Regions from separate parts of the Homo sapiens genome. Here region 2 is linked to region 1. A link is an interaction called in ENCODE POLR2A ChIA-PET data of the cell type or tissue named here. Cell type or tissue: PC-9. All regions are shown on one strand. Each heading gives the region's core, and the rest is flanking DNA. Links, peaks and the distances in the headings are about the cores only. Region 1 has its middle 5.6 kb from the start of NT5DC4. Region 2 overlaps LOC124907871 (a long non-coding RNA gene).

The links. Peaks named below come from ENCODE experiments on the same cell type or tissue, not always from the same donor. Only the 100,000 strongest peaks of a DNase experiment are listed, where the experiment ranks them.
Region 2: POLR2A ChIA-PET joins it to region 1 with 5 read pairs; 4 of 35 experiments call an interaction of 5 or more read pairs at or near these places.

Annotation. Positions count from the first base shown.
Region 1 is chr2:112,712,759-112,718,140 of GRCh38, forward strand. No RefSeq gene overlaps it. Among named protein-coding and RNA genes, the nearest start is that of NT5DC4, 5.6 kb to the right of the region's middle. In PC-9, for the core only: no CTCF peak of the experiment used is centred there; a DNase peak (open chromatin) is centred at 2,673.
Region 2 is chr2:112,816,820-112,822,201 of GRCh38, forward strand. LOC124907871 (a long non-coding RNA gene) reads right to left here. Exons shown (of 2, transcript XR_007087195.1): 2 at 250-2,621. Among named protein-coding and RNA genes, the nearest start is that of IL1B, 17 kb to the right of the region's middle. RefSeq lists an enhancer at 1,253-1,547. In PC-9, for the core only: no CTCF peak of the experiment used is centred there; no DNase peak of the experiment used is centred there.

The DNA of each region.
Region 1 (5,382 bases), core at 218-5,217:
TGTTCAGCTTTCAAAAGAGAGTGGGCATCACCTTCTCCTGGAACTGTCTTCACCCCGGACCCCTACAAAGGCCAGGTTTTTGGTGAAATACAACTCTCCTGTTGATGTCCTGCTTCTATATTTTACGCCCAAAGCCCCGTGACTGTAATGCGGCCAGGGAGATCGACCCTTCTTGCACAGGGGATTAGGTCACTCTCCCTCTTGCCACTTTCCACATATGGTCTGTCACCTACAAGATAAAGTCCCTGGAGAGCCACTGCAGCATGCCCCAGCTCACCCCTCATGCCCTTCTGCTGCCTTCCCAGTCACGTGTGCCCCCCTCCGGCCAGGCCTGTCTGCTTGCGATTCCTGCCCACTGGCCAGTCTGTCGCTCAGCACCATTCGTGGACACCCTTGCATGAGTGCGGCTCCACCTGCCCTTGCCTGGTGGCTTATCCTTCAAGACTTCCTTCTCCGGAAAGCACTCCCTGATCCCCCTGGGTGCTCAAGGACATGGGCTCATCTTTTCACTGTTTCCTAGTAACATGTGTTTTCTGTCTCCTCCTGTACTGTGAACTCACTAAAGGACAAGTGACACATCTTACTCATAGTTTTGAACCCAGCTTCCAGCGTGGGCGTGGCGGAGGCAGATGCGTAATCAATGCATGTTGTCTGACTAGGATGGTTTATGAATAGGAGCTGCCTGGAATGCGCAGATCTCAGACTCCCACCAGCTTCCCCTTGCCTCTGAACTCTGCCCTGGCCCCTCCTCATCCCTTCCACATCCTGCTGTGTAGATACTCGTCCCTTCCGACTCTGAAGGTTGCAGGGAGGGGGCCCGTGGCTCTCTGTGGGAGAGGTGCCCCAGCTTTGGCTCTCGGCCTCCCCTGGCTGAACCTCAGTGGGAGCTGAGCAGGTTTGCCGTGGCCTTGGATGCCCTTCCTTCTGCCCCAGATCTTGCTTCGGTGCTCTCCTGCAAATCCCTGCCCTCTGCTGCTGGACTAGAGGCCTCCAGCACCCTCCCTGACATGTTCCTCCAGGAGAGGACACAGCTGTCTCCTGAGACTCCGGTGCCCTCCACCTCCGCGATCCTCAGATGCTTCCCTGGGGAGACACGACCTGTCAGGACTGCACAGCTGCTGAGATGAGGGACCCCTTGCTGTTCCAATTTAGGAGTAAATAAGGCTTCGCCCCCTCAGGGGTTAAAGAGGAGTCCCAAGAGCCTTGCACTGATGGCACTTTGGGGGAACTCTTGGCTCCTGGTCTCCCCTGCCTTCTCTGGGCTGTGTAATGACATTCTTGTCCCCACCTCTCTTCCACCTTTCCCTGAAACTGCAGGCTCCAAGGGCTCCAGCCCAAGCTTGGGGTCAGTGTCTGGCATGCCCTCTGCCCGGCCCTGGTCCCAGCATGCCCACCCAGGTCACACAGGCGCACCCCGTTACCCACCCACCCACCCACGCTCACACATGCATGCAGGCCATCATACAAGCTGACAGCCACACTCATGCACATGTGTGCACCTGCTCACGTGTGCACATATATCCACACTCACACATCCCCCACTCACAGATGGACTTACACACGCACCACAAACTCTTAGCAATGTCCATTGTTTTGATGGAAGGAGAGACAGGTTTTTGGAAATTTCCTAATCTCTTACCCCAAATCTCTCCCTCCATGACCCTGAGCCCCAAAAAGTGGCCAGCATTTGCCCTGGGTAAGGTAGAATTGAATCTGGACAATGGTGCCCCATGTCCCTGACTCATTCTCTGACCCCAGCCAGTAGAGACCACCCTTTGGTCACAGACTGGTCGGAGTCCCTCCCCAGCCAGCCTAGAACATGCCTTTTAGCAGTGTGGCCACATCAGAGGGGAGCAGACACCTGGGGACCATAGCATGGTTCAACGGCCATTGCCCTCAGGGCAGGTCCCATCCTTTGCTGTCCCGTGTGGTTCGTTTTCTTTCTGCCTCCCAGCACTGGGCTCCTTGCTGGCTATGTGAAATTCCTTTCTCTTCTAGACTAACTAATAAAAATCCTGCATTTTCTTTAATACCTCATCCAAGACTCTCCTCTGTTAAAAAGACTCCCTGGTGTACTGGTTAGGTCCCCCGCTCAATCCCTCTGTACCAGCTGCACCTGTGCAAGGAAGGCCCTGTCTGGAAGGAGGTTTCTGGTCACCTCAAGATGGTTTCTCCAAGCTCAGGAGAATGGAAGTTGCCCCATCCCCAGGCCACAGGTTCTGCACTGCTAAAGCTGTGGTGGATGCACTGTGGGGATCTGGAATTTTGCCTCTTACAGAAGGTGAGGGGAGACAGCCACGCCCTGCACTTGGTCCCTGCCCCACCATGCACCCCGGTTCTGGTGACCTCTTTGAGTGCAGGCAGTAGTGAACAGAGCCTGCTTGGCCTTGACACTTTTTTTTTTCAAGAGAATGGGTCTCGCTCTGTTGCCCTGACTGGAGTGCAGTGGTGAGACCATGGCTCACTGCAGCCTCCACCTCCTAGGCACAAGAGATCCTCCCCACTCAGCCTCCTGAGTAGCTGAGACTGCAGATGTGTGCCACCATGGCTAATTTTTTGAAATTTTTAAAGAGATAGGTCTTATTATGTTGCCCAGGCTGGTCTTGAGATTCTGGCCTCTAGTGATTCTCCTGCCTTGGCCTCCTGACTCACTGGGGATTATAGACGTGAGTCACCGTGCCCGGCAACACTTTTTAAATGGATACAGTCTAGGTAGAAGAATCAAGAGGAATGCTGGCTGGGTTGGTCCTGTTTCCACCTCCCTGTAATAAAGGAGAGCTGCCAAACTGGGGGCTCAGAAGAAGGTGGGAGGAAGAGGGGAAGAACTCCAGGATAGCAATAAGGAGGCTGGAAAAGGGGTCTTGGAACATAGACCTTCTTTTTTTTTTTTTTTTTTTTTTAGCTTTACACATTTTTTAACTTTACTCCAAAAGTGATATATTTTTATAAAAGTAATTTGTGCTTAATACAAAAAGATTAGAAAATAAAATGTGAAAGACAAATATATAAAAATCATCCATAATCCAATCACTGGAAATAAACATTTTGTTGTACATTCTTTAATATCATGTACTATATACATAATCACTATTTATTTGAAAAGTAAAAATAAACCTTTAATTTCTGGTGTGGAGGGCATTAGGTACTCTGAGAGACTCCTCCAAGGTAGAACAGCTAGACTGTAGACAGAACAAAGCAAAACTCATGAGCTGATTACAGAGTTAGTAGTAATGATATTTGGCTACACAGGGGCATGCAGATTGCCCTGCAGTTAGATTTTTTTTTTTAAATAACACTATAACAGGAAAACTGAGTCTTAAACTAGCATCAAAGTGTTAGTGTTTTAACTGTAACTCATTAAGCCAGGACATCAAGGATGGCTGAAGTTGTTATAAGTTCAGAAAGAAATCAAAGATTTCAGCAGAAGTAGACAAAAATCAACTCTACAAAAACAGTGATCTAATTTAAGCCATATAATTTGCACAGATGAAGGTCAAGCACCAAACTCACAATCAAGGACAATCCCAACATGTTAAAAAGGCAAGTCAGCATTTTTTTATGTTTTTTTTTTGCATCTTTTTTTTAAATTTTATTTTTTATTATTATACTTTAAGTTTTAGGGTACATGTGCACAACGTGCAGGTTTGTTACATATGTATACATGTGCCATGTTGGTGTGCTGTACCCATTAACTCATCATTTACATTAGGTATATCTCCTAATGCTATCCCTCCCCCCTCCCCCCACCCCACAACAGGCCCCGGTGTGTGATGTTCCCCTTCCTGTGTCCATGTGTTCTCATTGTTCAGTTCCCACCTATGAGTGAGAACATGCAGTGTTCGGTTTTTTGTCCTTGTGATAGTTTGCTGAGAATGATGGTTTCCAGCTTCATCCATGTCCCTACAAAGGACATGAACTCATCACTTTTTATGGCTGCATAGTATTCCATGGTGTATATGTGCCACATTTTCTTAATCCAGTCTATAATTGTTGGACATTTGGGTTGGTTCCAAGTCTTTGCTATTGTGAATAGTGCCACAATAAACATATGTGTGCATGTGTCTTTATAGCAGCATGATTTATAATCCTTTGGGTATATACCCAGTAATGGGATGGCTGGGTCAAATGGTATTTCTAGTTCTAGATCCCTGAGGAATCGCCACACCGACTTCCACAATGGTTGAACTAGTTTACAGTCCCACCAACAGTGTAAAAGTGTTCCTATTTCTCCACATCCTCTCCAGCACCTGTTGTTACCTGACTTTTTAATGATCGCCATTCTAACTGGTGTGAGATGGCATCTCATTGCGGTTTTGATTTGCATTTCTCTGATGGCCAGTGATGATGAGCATTTTTTCATGTGTTTTTTGGCTGCATAAATGTCTTCTTTTGAGAAGTGTCTGTTCATATCCTTCGCCCACTTTTTGATGGGGTTGTTTGTTTTTTTCTTGTAAATTTATTTGAGTTCATTGTAGATTCTGGATATTAGCCCTTTGTCAGATGAGTAGGTTGCAACATAGACCTTCTTTTTAAGAAATTTTGAAATTTGGAAGTAACTTCAAGTTTATGAAAAGTTTAAAGGTAAAAAATAGTACACAGACTGTCCTTACAGGCTTTACCAAGATGTACCTGTTGCTAACATTGTACTCTGTTTGCTTTGTTGTTTGTCCCCTGCTCTATATGAACACACATGGGTATGTATGTATGTATGTGTATGTATGTATATGTGTGTATGTATGCATGTATGTGTCCATCTGTCTGTATGTATGTGTATACACACAATTATTTTTCCTGAACCACTTGAAGGTAATTTACACTTATCATGAGCTTTATCCTAAATTCTTTAGTGAGTATTTCCCAGGAATAGGGATATTTTCTTACATTACCACAATATAGTCATCAAGTTCACAGGTTTACATTGAGACAGAACTTTCATCTAACCCACCACCCACACTGCAATCTTATTTGTTGACCCCATCATGTCCTTGGCACTATATGTGCCTGCAGTACAGGATTCTGCGTAGGCTTGAATATTGCGTTCATTCACCGTGGCTCTTTAGCCTCCTGTAATCTGGAACATTTCCTCCACCTTTCTTTGTCTTTAACGACATTGAAAAGTCAAGGGACTTTTGTGATGGGCCATGGGCAGAGGCGGTTTTGCCTACCGATTAAGAATACGGATGCTGGCACCCAGCTGCCTGGGCTCAGTCCCACTCTGCCATTTATCAGCCTGGTAAGTGTGGGAGAGTTGCTTAACCCTTCTGTGCCTCAGTTTGATCATTCATGAATCCAGTGAACAGTTAGCCTGTCTCGTGGGGCTGTTAGGAGGCTTGGCACACAGTAAAAATGGGCAACCATTTGCTTATTGTTATGGTGGCAAGT
Region 2 (5,382 bases), core at 282-5,281, 100 kb after region 1:
TCCCACCACTAGTCCTCCAGCAGCCGACACCAGTTGGGTGTCCTAATTCACTCCAACACTATCTACCTGGAGTTAGCGTTAGATCCCACAGGTTGAGGGCTCAGTCTCACAAGACTGCCTCCCACTTCAGGTGCCAGTTACAAGTGGTAGGTTGTCACCTATGCTTCTGACTGATGGCTATAAATCTGGGTTTGCTTCCCTCGGGTTCCGTGAATTTGCTAGAGCAGCTCACAGAACTCAGGAAAACACTTAAGTTTACCAGTTTATTCTAAAAGATATTACAAAGGATACAGATGAACACCAGATGAAGAGATGCGCAGAGCAAAGCATGTGAGAAGGGGTGTGGAGCTTCCATGCCCCTCTGGGGCACCACCCTCCAGGAACCTTCATGTGTCCAGCTATCTGGGAGCCCTTCCAAACCCTGTCCTTTTTGGGTTTTTAAGAGTGGCTTTATTACGTACACATGATTGACCGAACCATTGGCCATTGGTGACTGACACAACCTTCAGCCCCTCCACTCCCTCCAGTGGTTGGGGAGTGGGGCTAACAGTCTCAAGTCTCCAATCCTGCCTTGGTCTTTCCTGTGACAAACCCCATCATGAAGCTACTGCATTGGGGCTGCCAGCCAGCAGTCATCTATTAGCATGCAAAAGACACTCTTATTATTCCAGAGATTCCAAGGGTTTTTAAAAGCTGTATGTCAGGAAACAGGAGATGAAGAACAAATATATATTTCACAACATCACACTCGTTGGGGGAATTGACAGGATAGCAAAACTGATTAAAGGAGGATAGGAGAGACTGAGATATATATTTCCATATATATATATAGAGAGAGAGAGATATTTCCATATATATATATATAGAGAGAGAGAGAGAGAGAGAGAGAGAGATGATGCAGATATACATATACATATAATCAGTGGAATAAAAAGTGCTGGAATGAGAAGCAAAGTTAGCTGCATGCAGTGGTTTGTGCCTGTAATCCCAGCTATGCAGTAGGCTAAGGTGGGAGAGTCACTTGAGGCCAGGAGTTCAAGACCAGCCTGGGCAACCTAGTGAGACCCTGTCTCAAATTTATTAAAAAATATATATTTTTAAAAGAAGCATAGTTATATACAAATTAGGGCAATAATATTAATTTGTTAAAAAATGAAGCAAAGTTACATACAAAACAGGACAATAATATAACAGTTGGGTTTATCTTTTCTACTGAACAGAAATAATTTTATATTCTGGTGAATAAAAATTACTTGCCACTCATCAATCTTCTGCAAGTTAACAAGTAACTCTACAGAGCCTTGTGTTCAATCAATGGTAAACAGCAAGTCAAACAAAAATACTTTCCTTTACAGAAGGGGTCAGCAAACTATGGCCCATGGGTCAGCTCTGGCCTCTTGCCTGTTTTTGTAATCAAGATTTACTGGAACACAGCCACACTCATTTGTCATGTGTTGTCTGTTGGCTGCTTTCATGTTGTAATGGTGGTTGAGTATTTGTGACAGAGACCTCATGCTCTTCACGCTGAAAAGATTTACTATCTGATCTTTTACAAAAAAAAATTTGTGGACTCCTGCCTGAGAGCATCAGATGCCCCTTGGGCAGGCAGCTTAGACACTAAAAAGGCACACCTACTCTCTTTGCCTTTTCCTCACATTTGGATAATTTTTAACACAGTGTTTTGGCCTTTTCCTTCTTATGTCTGCTGTCATAAGGGCAGTTCTGCCTTAGTCAGTCTAATTGTTTAGACTTTTGTGATGCTAAATCTGTAAAAATGCAGGGATCCAGCCTGGGTGCAGTGCCTCACACTTGTAATCCCAGCACTTTGGGAAGCCGAGGCAGGAGGATCACTTAAGCCCAGGGGTTCTAGACCAGCCTGGGCAACCTGGCAAGACCGTGTCTCTACAAAATAAAAGAAAAAAATTAGCTAGGCATGGTAGCACATACCTGAACTCCCAGCTACTGGGGAGGCTGAGGCAAGAGAATTACTTGAGCCCAGGAGGTTGAGGCTGCAGTGAGCCATGATCATGCCACTGCACTCCAGCATGGAAGACACAAGACCCTGTCTCAGGAAAACAAAAAACAAAAAACAACTAGGGATCTGGGACATGGAGTAGGGATTTTTTTTTTTTTTAATTTAAATCAGAGCAGCCTCCATTCCACAAAATTGAATAAAAGTTCGCTGGGGCAGGGATTTTAACAGGGAGTTTGGAAGAGAAAGGTGGAGACAGCAGTAAGGAAAATGGATATGAGAGAAAAAGAGAATATTAAGAAATGTTGCTTGGACAATGTACAATTTTCATGGAGTTTGTGGAAATAAGCAAAGGATCAGAATTATTTTAAATTGCTTTTTTTTTTTCTTTTTCGGAGCCAGAACGTGTGTGCATGTGTGAATGTGTGTGTAAGTGTGAGCGTGTGGTGGGTGGGTGGATGTTTTCCTGACTGGAACTCAGTGCTGAAACGGGCCTCACAGTTGCTCATCGTCAGGGATACAGAGGATCCAACAAGGATGAAGTACGCAAGGATTGTCAACCTGTGGGGGATGACTGGCCGCACAGCCCCATGAAGACCACCTGGGCAGCTCCTCTCTCAGGCCTTCTGACTTGAAGAATGGCCAGCTCCTGTGGGGTCAATACAAGAATAACTTATGTGCACAGAAAGAATATTTACAATTACTTGAGCTTAAATTTATGTAATTAAATTTATTATAATTATAAATTTAAAAACATAATTTTCTTTTTCTTTTTCTTTTTTTGAGACAGGGTCTCACTTTGTAGCCCCTGCTGGAATGCAGTAGTACAATCTCAGCTCTCACCGCAGCCTTGACCTCCTGGGCTCAGATGATCCTCCCACCTCAGCCTCCCGAGTAGCTGGGACCACAGCTGTGTGCTACCACACCTGACTAATTTTTTTTTTTTTTTTTGAGGCAGAGTCTTGCTGAGTCGCCCAGGCTGGAGTGCAGTGGGACTATCTCAGCTCACTGCAATCTCCGCCTCCCAGGTTCAAGTGATTCCCCTGCCTGAAGCCTCCCGAGTAGCTGGGATTGCAGGTGTCCGCCACCACACCCAGCTAATTTTTTTGTATTTTTAGTAGAGATGGGGTTTCATCGTGTTGACCAGGCTGGTCACGAACTCCTGACCTCAAGTGATCCTCCCGCCTTGGCCTCCCAAAGTGCTGGGATTACAGGCATGAGCCACTGCACCTGGCCTAATTTTTTTATTTTTAGTAAAGATGAGGTCTGTGTTGACCAGACTGGTCTTGAACTCCTGGGCTCAAGCAATCCTCCTGTCTTGGCCTCCCAAAGTGCTGGGATTACAGGTGTGAGCCACCCTGCCTGGCCCCTAAATTTTCTTCATGCTTTAAGTTCAACTTACAAATCTTACTATCCTATTTATAAGGCCTCTTTTTAATACAACAAAGAGAAAAGCCACTTTTCTTTGAATCAGTGTTCAGTTATGCCATTGCTTTACATCACCAACCTAAATCACAAACAGAGAGAGGCTCTCTAAAAGAAAATGATGTTTGTTTGGGAATAGAGCATTGCAACAGGAATATGCACTTCATAGTAAACTCTGTGCATATTCAGGGTAAGTAAAGAAGACAAAGGTTTTTACAGGAAGACAAAAGTTTTCAAAAGAAAAAAAATGAGCATTACATCACTGTTTTGAAATAGTTATGCTGGGCTACTAAGATCAATAACAAAGATATTGCCAGTCTGAGGTTGGACAGGCAGTTGCTGGGCACATGTCCTTTTAAAGTAGTATTTTTTGTGTAAGGTTGCAATGGCCTTTGTGCAAGGTTTTGTTTTTTGCAGAGTCTTTTTCATGATCAGGGATACAAGTGTGAGAACTCTTTCTTCATGGCCTTCCCTGGCTCCATTTATCAGGGTTTTCTTAACATTAGTGTCTCCATTTTGATTTTCACAACTTTAACACCATATTAAATCCTCCTAAATACTTAACTCTCTTTTCTAGCATAGTTAATTGAGTTCCCTTAAATATTTTAAACTACAAATTTGATATATCTGATTCTTTCAAACACTGCAAGTGCCTGCCAAGGCAGACTTAAAAATCTGATGAATAAAATCTTTCTAGCCATCTAAGCAATCCCTAAAACTCCAAAAAAAAAGAAAATTAAAAAAAAATGTAGTAAATCAGACTCAAAATTCACACACCTTTTACAAACTTAACCACATTGTTTTAGACATTTCAAATTAAAATAGAAGTCTAATGTCAATTACACATTTCAAATTGGAATTACAAGGTAATATTTTATATTCTTTAATGTGCAGAATTGTCTCAGACACATTAAATAACAAAGGCATTACCTGGAGGATTCTAAAACAACACTTATTTGTAAACTTAACACAAAAGCGTTGCTGCAATGGGTTTCCTTTAGGTCATCAGCTCTATGCCTTCCCCCTCCCCGCCCCCGGTGTTGTAAAGCCCTGAACTAAGGGGTGCAAATTGCAGTTAACCACTACAGGTGGTTCCTAGGTCAAAGGTTCTGACACTGAGGTTTCTGAGTCAAAGTTTCAAGTACTTGATATGGGCTGTTGGCTAGTGACTCTGAGACAGGATCATTGGTCTACACTAGCCACAGGGTAACACACTGAGTCATTCTCAGAGTTGGGATCAGGCTCCTAAGTCAGCGAGAGGTCCTAAGACTTTTTAGTTGTGAGTTGGTTTTGTAACCACGTCCCATGAATACCTTTTAAATGTCATGCTTACCTATTTTATCTTATCTGCTTTCAACTTTTTCCATCTGATTTATGTAGGTACAATTTTGCACCTCCTATCTGGTTTGTAGTTAATATCTTTTATTGCTTTATCCTACTCAACTAATTTTTTTAGTGCCTGTTTTTTTTTTTTTTAATGTGTGTTGATGACTACAATTCTAAACTCATTCTACTGATTCATGGGTGCTTTAAAATCTGAGCAGTCTTTCGCATTTACTGCCTGTGATGGCCCATCCCACCAGCTAAAGTGTGTGGCCACTGCTTACAGCACCATGTGATAACGAGTAAGGGAGAGATGCCGCCCAGACTCTTCTAGGAGCAGCCAGTAGGACCTTCCAGGGGTTGCAAGCAAACCACAGCAATATGTGGAGTGTGGCAGAGGATGGCCCCAAGAGGATGTGGCAGCGGCTAGTGCAGCTCAGCTTAGTCTGAGAGGAAATGCTGGAGAGGAGAGCCCAGTCTGTACAGGCATGACAGCCACAAGGACTTCAACAGCTAACATGGCTGAGTGGACTTTATGTGCTATCTCATTCAGAAAACAGGAGCAATCAGAAAGGAGTCACCTCCTATTTGTACCCCAGGAATTGCTAACCTACTTGCATCTGAATGATGTCCATCACTTCCCTTCATCACCTCCTCTGGGG